Regions from separate parts of the Homo sapiens genome. Here region 1 is linked to region 2. Evidence: read pairs that join two places in POLR2A ChIA-PET (ENCODE). Cell type or tissue: PC-9. All regions are shown on one strand. Links, peaks and the distances in the headings refer to the core of each region. The heading gives the core; the rest is flanking DNA. Region 1 overlaps CD200R1L (CD200 receptor 1 like). Region 2 has its middle 42 kb from the start of CD200R1L.

What was found. ChIA-PET counts read pairs that join two places held together with the same protein. Peaks named below come from ENCODE experiments on the same cell type or tissue, not always from the same donor. Only the 100,000 strongest peaks of a DNase experiment are listed, where the experiment ranks them.
Region 1: POLR2A ChIA-PET joins it to region 2 with 5 read pairs; 3 of 35 experiments call an interaction of 5 or more read pairs at or near these places.

The regions. Positions count from the first base shown.
Region 1 is chr3:112,816,270-112,821,661 of GRCh38, forward strand. It overlaps CD200R1L (CD200 receptor 1 like), which reads right to left. Exons shown (of 8, transcript NM_001199215.3): 7 at 3,503-3,626. It overlaps CD200R1L-AS1 (CD200R1L antisense RNA 1), which reads left to right. Exons shown (of 3, transcript NR_149027.1): 3 at 3,489-3,947. Among named protein-coding and RNA genes, the nearest start is that of CD200R1L-AS1, 16 kb to the left of the region's middle. In PC-9, for the core only: no CTCF peak of the experiment used is centred there; a DNase peak (open chromatin) is centred at 2,192; H3K27ac peaks cover 890 bases.
Region 2 is chr3:112,886,307-112,891,698 of GRCh38, forward strand. No RefSeq gene overlaps it. Among named protein-coding and RNA genes, the nearest start is that of CD200R1L, 42 kb to the left of the region's middle. In PC-9, for the core only: no CTCF peak of the experiment used is centred there; no DNase peak of the experiment used is centred there.

The DNA.
Region 1 (5,392 bases), core at 270-5,269, 70 kb before region 2:
TATTGCATCTTCTAGGTTGGCCTCAACAGAGAGGTAGGGATGGGACTGAGGGGACACAGCTCTGATCTACATGGTTCTCATCCTCCATCTGGATAGGCCAGGCATGTTCTCATGGAGTAACGAGTAGAACAGAACTTCTTGAGACCTGTGCTCAAAACAGATACATTAACACTTCCACCTCATTTTGTTGGCCAAAGCAAACTGCATAGGATGGATAAATATGTACTCTCTGTATGGAAAGAACTCTAAAGTCAACTGAAAAATTACATGGATAGACGGAGAGGTGAAGATTTAGAGTCATGGATATACTCATCTGCCACAAGGAGAAAGGGGAGGATGAGCATTGGACCAGTGATATGGCTTGGCTGTGTCCTCACCCAAATTTCATCTTGAATTGTAGCTCCCATAATTCCCATGTGTTATGGAAATCAATTCCATATTGTAGCTCCCATAATCAATTCCATAATCAATGGAAATCAATTCCAATTGTAGCTCCCATATGGGAGGGACCTGGTGAGCGGTAATTGAATCATGGGAGCAGGTCTTTCCCATGCTGTTCTCATGGTAGTGAATAAGTGTCATGAGTTCTGATGGTTTTATAAGCAGGAGTTCCCTTGCACACACTCTCTCTTTGCCTGTCACCATGTAAGACGTAGCTTTACTCCTCCTTGCCTTACACCATGATTATGAGGCCTCCCCAGCCATGTGGAACTGTGAGTCAATTAAACCTTTTCCTTTATAAATTACCCAGTCTTGGATATGACTTTATTAGCAGCATGAGAACAGACTAATACAACCAGGTAACAAGCAATCTCTGCCGCAGTGTAGTATTTTTTTAGTCTGTTATAAAATTGTATTAATGGACTGATTCCCATTCTATGCCCTGTCTTAAACATAAGGGAATTATAATAAAAAAGAAAGGCACACAACAGCTTACATCATATTATATATAGTATATATATAATTTACTAATTTAGTTATTTTTTACTTATGTTCAATTACAAAAAGGTAAGTGTTAATCTTAGTATTTGTTCTATTCTTTATTATGGGCAGAGACTGGGCTAGATGTTGCAGTGAACCTGATTCCTTTTCTTCCAAGGCAGCTAGACTACATTTTCCAACCTCTGTGGATGTTAATATAGCTATGCTACTAAGAACTAACCAATGGAATGTGAGCAGAAGTGATTACTACTCCAGGCCTGGCCCATAAACACCTCCCACATAACATCCTCTATTCTGTCTCCCTGTTTCCTATTCACCAGCTGAACTAGAAAATATTCTGAGAAGGGCAGAGCCATAAGATAAAGTGACAGCTTAAAGCAACACCTCTCTTCTCTGCCCTGCCTCAGCCCCACCAACTGCACTAGAGTGTGATGTGAGCAAGAATTAAATTTTTGTGGTGTGAATACACTGAGATGTAGGGCCTGTTTGTTTCAGCAATTAAATAACCATATGCATATAATATCATCCAATTTATGCATTCATTTTTTCCCTTAGGGCTTTGCTAAAAATAAAAGTAATAGGCCAAATCACCAGTTTGTTTTCATGCTGCTGATAAAGACATACCGAAAACTTGGAACAAAAAGAGGTTTAATTGGACTTACAGTTCCACATGGCTGGGGAGGCCCCAGAATCATGGGGGTAGGTGAAAGTCACTTTTTACATGGTGGCAGCAAGAGAAAATGAGGAAGAGCAAAAGCAGAAACCCTTGATAAACCTATCAGATCTTGAGATAAACCTATCACTATCATGAGAATAGCACGGGAAAGACCAGCCCTCATGATTCAATTACTTCCCTCTGGGTCCCTCCCACAACACGTGAGAATTCTGGGAGATACAATTCAAGTTGAGATTTTTGTGGGGACACAGCCAAAACATATCAACTTGCTACTTTAAATAAGAAAAGTCTTCTTTTAAATAAAAAATCACTTTTTACTATAGGATTACCATCTGTATCAAGTGAATATAGGATCTCAGTTTACAGTGGCCCTAGAAGATACAAGGATTTCACCAGTGTCTTACTCTTAGCATCATTAATCCATCCAACGGCTACAACCTAAAGTGTAAACAAGAAAGGGAATTGAGACATTAGAACTCTAAAAAGTAAGGGGAACTTCAGAGTCATCTTCAATGACACTGACATTTCCTTAGTTGAGATCAACTTACAATTTCTGCTAAAATGCAAATACTGCTAAAAATGACTCAGCCATTTACTCAATAATCAGTCCAAACATGCAATACTACTGCTCCACTAATTGCTAGCAAGCAAGTAATGGATGGAAGGTCAGCTACTAGCTGACTTGCAGACAGTGCTTCCAGTGGCTCCTGCCATTGCAGCATTGATTAGCAATTTGGGTGTGTAGAGGAGCCAGGAAGCTGTGAGGAAAGCACCATTTAAAGCACCCAAAGGGTGTATAAAAACTGCCCAGCATCATTATTTGCCTTTTGCTGAGCTATCTTCCTCTTTATTTTGAAAAGCAGTTGTTTCACATTTGCAAATAAAAATTTACCAAGGAAAATGGGAAAGTAGATAAAGTATCCTAGGCATTTATGATGGCAGGCACGAAGCTTTTGCATGTGTACTTACACTGTATGCTAAGAGTCTGAAACAGATCTTGGTAACTGTATTAGTCTGTCTTCACACTGCTGTAAAGAATTCCCAGAGACTGAGACCGGGTAATTTACGAAGAAAAGACTTTTAACTGACTCACAGTTCCACATGGCTTAGGAGGCCTCAAGAAACTTACAATCATGGCAGAAGGCGAAGGGGAAGCAAGGCATGTCTTACATGGCAGCAGACTGGAGAGTGAGCAGGGGAAACTGCCACTTATAAAACCATCAGCTATTGTGAGAACTCCCTAACTATCACAAGAACATCATGGGGGAAACCACTCCCATGATCCAATCACCTACACCAAGTCCCTCCCTCAACACGTGGGGATTACAATTTGAGATGAAATTTGGGTGGGGACACAGCACCAAACCATGTTAGTAACTATCACATCAAGTCGCAAAAGAAGTTAAGCTAGACTTTGAACCCAAAGGCTTATTGCAAATGGCTGCTTTTTTTGTGATGTCTCATCAAATATAAATTGACATCCAGCTCTTTCGATTTTCATTCTTTAGGAAAAAAGCCCATAAAATATATAATTAAGCAGGAATGAACACAAGCCCTTTACAAAGAAATTTGAAAGTAAACACTTGAGAAGCCCCAGAAACTTTCTCCCACCAAATTCTGAAGATGTGGACTAGGCCACTTCTCTCCTAGACTAAAACCACAATGAAGCACTTTCACAATGAAGTTCTTGCCCCAGTGCTGCAGGCACATCTGCCTGGGCTCTCAGTTGTTAATGATGCCTTCACATTAAAGAAGGGGCTGGAGGGAGAATACAACATACCAAAAAAGTGTCAAGCTTTTCCCAGTACATTGTAAACTCAAAATGTTACAATGATACTTTTTTTTTTCTACTGTGTCTTATGCTTTTCAGTCTTCAGTTCCTACCTGACATGATTTATCCTCTGGAAGAAAACAAATCCTGTGGTGACCAGAATGACCACAAAAAGAGAGAGTTTCACATAAAGAATGATCAGTAAGGACAACGCTGGAGATCCTGAGGTTCTGAGACCTTTAAATACAGACAGGGGTGAAAAATCATTTCAAGCATTCTTCTAGTTACAAATTAGAGTCAATCATTTTAAAGAACATTTTAAAATATTCTTAAGAGTTCATGGACTGTCATAATCATAAAACCTTCTAAATTATGACTCAAATGTTACTAATATACCATTCTTTCATGACAGAGTTTAGGAACCATGTTTGTGTTTTGTACATCGTAGGTTTCTGACAAATTTTCTGAACAAATAAATGCACACTACGCATTGCTAATACTTTCCAATTTTATAAGAAAAGCAATATGTCAAGCTTTCCCCTGTATATTCCAACTTCCCATGCAAATATTAGCGTTTGAAAGAACATTACTCTTAATATTTGGGGTTTGAGCTGATAACACTTTCCACACAATGAAGTGATTTTCTTACTAAGTTGATGTAACCTCTTTAGCAAGGTGTTTTATATCTTCCTACTTTCATTTTTATTTACCTGTGAAATGGCCCTAGGAATTATTGAAAAGATAAATCAAACTAATTAGGAACATCATTCTTTTTTTATTTTTATTTTTTGAGAGGGAGTCTTGCATTGTCTCTCAGGCTCTAGTGCAGCGGCGCAATCTCGGCTGACTGCAACCTCCACCTCCTGGGTTCAAGTGATTCTCCTACCTCAGCCTCCAGAGTAGCTAGGATTACAGGCATGCACCACCACGCCTGGCTAATTTTTGTATTTTTAGGAGAGATGGGGTTTCGTCATGTTGGCCAGGCTGGTCTCAAACTCCTGACCTCAGGTGATCCGCCCGCCTCAGCCTCCCAAAGTGCTGGGATTACCGGCATGAGCCACCATGCCCAGCCAGAAGCATAATCTGAAGTCTCTTATCCTATGAAATTGACCACCTAGGCAGGGTGTGGTGGCTCACACCTGTAATCCCAGCACTTTGGGAGGCCAAGGTGGGTGGATCACCTGAGGTCAGGAATTCGAGACCAGCCTGACCAACATGGTGAAACCATGTTTCTACTAAAATACAAAAATTAGCCGAGCGTGGTGGCATGGGCCTATAATCTCAGCTACTCGGGAGGCGGAGGCAGGAAAATCTCTTGAACCCAGGAGGCAGAGGTTGCAGTGAGCTGAGATTGCACCACTGCACTCCAGCCTGGGTGACAGATTGAGACTCTGTCTCAAAAAAAAAAAAAAAAGTAAAGTAAAAAAGAGAAAAAGAAATTGGCCACCTAAAGAATGTGTGAACTCTAAATACAAGTCTGACTCCTGGCTCCAAGAGGTCATTCTATCCCATTAAATAACCTGCTCAAACACTAAACTAGAAAAATGTCAGACAATCCTAGGCATTGTGAGGAAATAAGAAAATGATATGGTTACAGTCCTCAAAATATCTTATAATCCAACTGGAGAAGTCAGACTCATACAAATGAGAAGACAACTTATATGAAAGAAAAATAAAAGCTCAAGACCCCAATTCACTATGCCAAATGGGAAAAATTAAGCTGAAAGCTGAGTCATGCAAGCAACTACCTTTCCTTTTATTCCTAAGCAGATAGCTACAGATAAAACATAAATTTCTCCACAGGTAGCTACTCTGTGTTCACCTTATCATAATTGACTATTCCTCTAATTGCTCCTTTTCTCTTGCAACTTGTGAATTACCACACCCTTCCTCTTTCCCCTCCAGCGCACTTTTACCCTTTAAATATTGAAGCCCTCAAAGTCATCTTTGGAGAAAGGCACAGATCACCGACTGTTTCTGAGATTCTGTGGTGTTTTTTTTGT
Region 2 (5,392 bases), core at 337-5,336:
TCTATTCAACCATCTTGGCTCCTCTCCCAAATAACTTTAATAATAAGTTAGAATTTGTTTTGCTTTGCTCCTGAGGCCTTTTTTTTTTTATCTCTCAGAATGAAAACCTGTCCTGCTAAATAACTCGTATTTATATTGTCAGATAAATCCTACTACATATTCAATTCACAGAGAGAAATAGACATTCTGGACTAGAGTGAGCTATAATGGGTTGTATTTCATCTTACCTGTAGATCTGTAGCAAAGAAGACAAGAGATAATTAAAACACAGATATAAACCCTTGTCTTTTTTTTTTAACACGTTATCGTCCGTCTTATATTTCTCTAGTTGTAAAACAAATGACAAAGTACTAGATAGTGATATTCCATCAACCAAGAGATAAAATAAGAAACTATGATTGGACATTTAAATATATAGTTAAGACTAAACATGTGAAGGAATTATTACTAAAGAACAGAATGTAGATGCTTTAAACTTTCAAGATGTGAAAATAATATATAATTAAAATCAGAAAGTGATAAGAAAGGAGGTTTGGAGAAATATAAAATCATTACGATCTCTTATCTTTCATGACATAGAGTCAACATGTACTGTGTTACAGTGAAAATATTGTATCTAAAATGTACAGTTACATTATTCTGTTAATAGTGCTCACAATCTTTTTGTTTTTTACTTAGAAGACTCTTTTAGAGGTTAGTATCTCAACTGATAAGGACATCTTTTTTTCCTATGTGTAGGGGGCAATAGTCCAAACCCATTGGAATAGACACTTATGCAGATTTTCTTTTCCTCTTTGGCTTGTTTTTTTAAGTTGACATTTTTATGGAAAGCCAGAAAATGCAGCTGAACAGAAGCTCATTTTTCAATATAGACAGTTGACCCTTGAACGTGTGGTGGTTAGGGGCACTGAAACCCTGCTCAGCTAAAAATGTATGTATAACTTTCTATTCCTCCAAAACTTTACTAATAGTCTACCACTATTAACCAGAAGCCTTACTGATAACATAAACAGTTGATTAATATATATTTTGAATTTGTATTATATGTTTTATTCTTAAAGTAAGCTAGAGAAAAGAAAATGTTATTGAGAAAGTAATAAGGGAAAGAAAATATATTCACTATTCATTAAGTGGAAGTGGATCATCATGAAGTTCTTCATTCTTGTTGTCTTTGCATTGAATAGGCTGAGGAGGAGGAAGAAAAGGAAAGATTGGTCCCGCTGTCTCAAGGCTGGCAGAGACAGGAGAAAATTCACATATAAGGGACACTATTCAAACCTGCGTTGTTCAAGTGTCAACTGTACAGTCTTTTCTTTTTAGATAAGCTTTAGGTTCACAGCAAAATAGAGTAGAAAGTAGAAAGCATTCTCATATACCCCCTCCCCACACACATGCACAGCCTCCCCCACCATCAATGTTCTCCACCAGCATGGTACATTTGCTATAATCAATGAACCTACACTGACACATGATTGTCATTCAAAGTCTATAATTTACATTTGATTTCACTCTTGGTGTTGTATATGGTGAAGACATTTTTATCTCAAGTTCAGTAATTGTTTCAGTTTCTTTCTCTAATTTAAATCAAGTAACAATAATGTAATATTTTTATTTAAAGTAACATGTTTATATAAGAGCATTTTTGTGAAATGTCTTCTATCTTTTTTTTTTTTTTTTTTTTTTGAGATGGAGTCTCGCTTTGTCACCCAGGCTGGAGTGCAGTGGCACGATCTCAGCTCATTGCAAGCTCCGCCTCCCGGGTTCACACCATTTTCCTGCCTCAGCCTCCCGAGTAGCTGGGACTACAGGTGCCCGCCACTACGACTGGCTAATTTTTTTTTGTATTTTTAGTAGAGACACCAGAAGTGCCTTCTATCTTTACTTATTTTTATATATATTCATAGAAGAGTTTTTAGCTAATCCTAACAATGGTTGTTTCTGGGTGGTGGAATTTTAACCATTTATGTTATCCTGTATTGCCTGAACTTCTTAAAATAAATATGTTTCATTTTTATCAAAATAAATTGTCATAGTTTTTTCAAAAACTTAGAAGAAAAATATATGTCTAAGGGATCACTAATAAATATTTTCACAGTAAATGTTAATTCTGATGTATAACATTTGGCATAATCATCTTAGAAAGATAGCTTGGAAACCAGTAAGAGTCTTGACAAATCCTAAAAGAATCCTAAGCATGCAAAATTGAGAGCACAGGAGTGGGATAAGTGGAATAATTTAATTGTTTCAATTGTTTACTTAAGCCAAAATTAGTAAAGTATATCCATCAAATATGACACATATTTAAAGTAGGTTAGACAAAACTTCATCTTGTACTAGTCTTTTGCAGCTGCCATAACAAAATACCAGAGACTGGGTGGATTATGTACATGGTGTTTGTCCAAAAGGCAGATAGTGAAGGGTTGGAAGGTGTGTGAGTTAATAACCAACAAAAACCAAACGTTTTGTTGTATTAATTTTTTTTTAAGTCCCCACATTACTTTATAAAATAAGACAAAAACAGAACAAAAGAAAGCATACTCTGCAGCCAAAGAATGAGGCTGAGGCTTCACCACCAGAATTTGCATGCACCTTTTTATAACTCTAAAAGCAGAGACCCACAGGCGGGAACTTTATAGCCAATTAGGGTAAACCAAAGACACAATTTATAAATTTTTATTAATCTTTTCACATATAACAACATATTGTAACTTTATAAAATGTTTAATGTTTCCCAAAGTGAAAACTAATTCAATCCTTAGTAATCCTAACATGTTTTTCTTTTTTTTTTCCATTACGTTAGTGGGGTACAGGTGGTTTTTGGTTACATGAGTAAGTTCCTTAGTGGTGATTTTTGAGATTTTGGTGCACCCATTACCCGAACAGTTTACACTGCACCATATTTGTAGTCTTTTATCCCTCTCCCACCTCCTACTCTTCCCGCCCAAGTTCCCAAAGTCCATTGTATCATTCTCATGCCTTTGCATCCTCATAGCTTAGCTCCCACAAATCAGTGAGAACATCTGAAGTTTGGTTTTCCATTCCTGAGTTACTTCACTTAGAATAATAGTCTTCAATCTCACTCAGGTCACTGCAAATGCTGTTAATTCATTCCTTTTTATGGAGTCTGCACACCAGATTAGTGCCCTCCCCCGAGTTCTGGCCAGGAGGCTTCTCACTCCATTCAAATTATTACAAAGTTCAGCTAGAGATTTCCTTCTCCCTGTGGAGTTTTACCCCCTGCTCCTCTGGCCGCCCTCCCAGTGGATCCCTGTGGTGCTAGGCAGGAATGTGCTGCTGGGGGACCCAGTGAGCTTCCAGGGCCTTTTTCATTGCTTCTCTACCCCTGTGTTTCACTTGGCTCTCTAAATTGACTCAGCTCCAGGTAAAGTCGGAAACTTCTCCAGGAAACAGACCTTCAGTTTCTCCAGTGGGGGTGTGTGTTTGGGAGAGGAGGGTCTCTCCCACTTCCACAGTTGGGGCACTCACAGTATTTGGCTTGTCTCCGGAGTCCTACAGAAGCAGTCTGCTTCCTTCAGCGTGTCTATGGGTCCTCTTGGTATTTATTGCTGGTTTGTTCTTGCAGTTGATCTGGAGCTGAAATTCACAATGCGAGCCTCTGCATACTGCTCTGTCGGGTGCTGCAATCTAGTCTTGCCTCCCATCCACCATGATGATCCCGATCCCTAACATGTGTTTCTTATCAGCTAGAACAGCAATTCTCAGATTTTTTTGGTCTAAGGATCTTTTATACTGTTCAAATGTATTGACGATTCCAAAGAATGTACTTTAGAAAAATCTAGAAAACACAGAACTACACAAGTACTCATTCCACAAACCATCAAAGCAGTAATATAAACATCTGCAATGTAGCATCTAGAAAACTCCATTGTGCACTCATGAGAGAATGTAAATGCAAAAAGCATATCACATCTTAGTATTACTATGAAAATAAAAGTAACTTTGAAGACTTCCTGCAAAAATCACCCCAATTCCAATTATTGCACCCCACCCCACTTATAACAAAGGTGCTATAATTTTGCCAAATTCTAATTTTTTCTGTGTTTTTATTCATTTTTAATTACTTAATATATAATATTTTGTATCTGCTATTTTTTTTTTATTAATCTACTAGCATATCTCCATGTTTGGATCAGATCTTTGTAAATAGTAATGTAATTTTGCATAGGGTGGCATCATTAAGAAATAATCTGTTTACATATGTTTTTAGAGAAAACTGGCAGCTCAAGCAAGCTCAGCCCCACCTGGAAGAGATGATCAAAACTTGTGGGTTTGAATGAGTTTTCATGATAATTTTTTAAATATTACACCACATATACTTGTGACCCAAATAGGGATGATATTCATGGAATTTGGATGGAGACAATTATGTAAGAGGCTGAATTAGACATCTTTTGATGCCCTTTCCCACTCTAGAATTTTGTGATTCAATATTCATTGATTACCAATTTCATTTTACTTCTTCTGGTCTGCCCTTAAAGGAACTGCTATTTAAAATAATCGAAGAGCAAAAAATAAAACTCTTGAAACCAGACACCTTCTTTATAGGAATTTTTTCACTTTTTTCCAGCTTTATTGAGTATAGTTGACAAATAAAAATTGTATATATGTAAGGTGTACAACTTGATGTTTTGATATACATTGTGAAATGAAAACCACAATCAAGCTAATTAACATATCTATTACATCACATAGTTACCTTTATTTTTAATTTCTGGTGAGAACCCTTACAATCTACTCTTTTAACAAATTTCAAGTATAAAATATAGTATTGTTAGCTATAGTCACCATATTGTACATTAGATCTCAAAATGTATTCATCCTGTCTAACTGAAACTTTGTACCATTTAACCAAGATCTTCCCATTTCCCTCTCCCTGCAGTCCCTGGCAACCACCATTCTATTCTGCTTCAATGAGAATGACTATTTTAGATTCCACATATAAATGAGATCATGTCGTATTTGCCTCTCTGAGTCTGAATTATCACCATATGATTCAGCTATGCCACTTCTGGTTATATAACCAAAAAAAATGAAATCAGTGACTCAAAGAAACGTCTGCACTCCTATGTGCACTGCAGCATTATTCAAAATAGAGAAGCTATAGAAACAACCTATATATCTCTTGATGAATGAATGGATAAAGAGATAAAGAAAATGAATGTGGTGTGTGAAATATTATTCAGCTTTGAAAAGAAGAAAATCCTGCCATTTGAGAAAATGTGGATGAACGTAGGGGATATTATGCTAAATGAAATAATCCAGACTTCATGACAATTTGGGGTGACTCTGAGTCATTATGCTACAAGGACTTCTCTGATAAAACAGAGATGTTATTGTTTAATGGGTACAGAGTTTCAGTTCAAGAAGATAA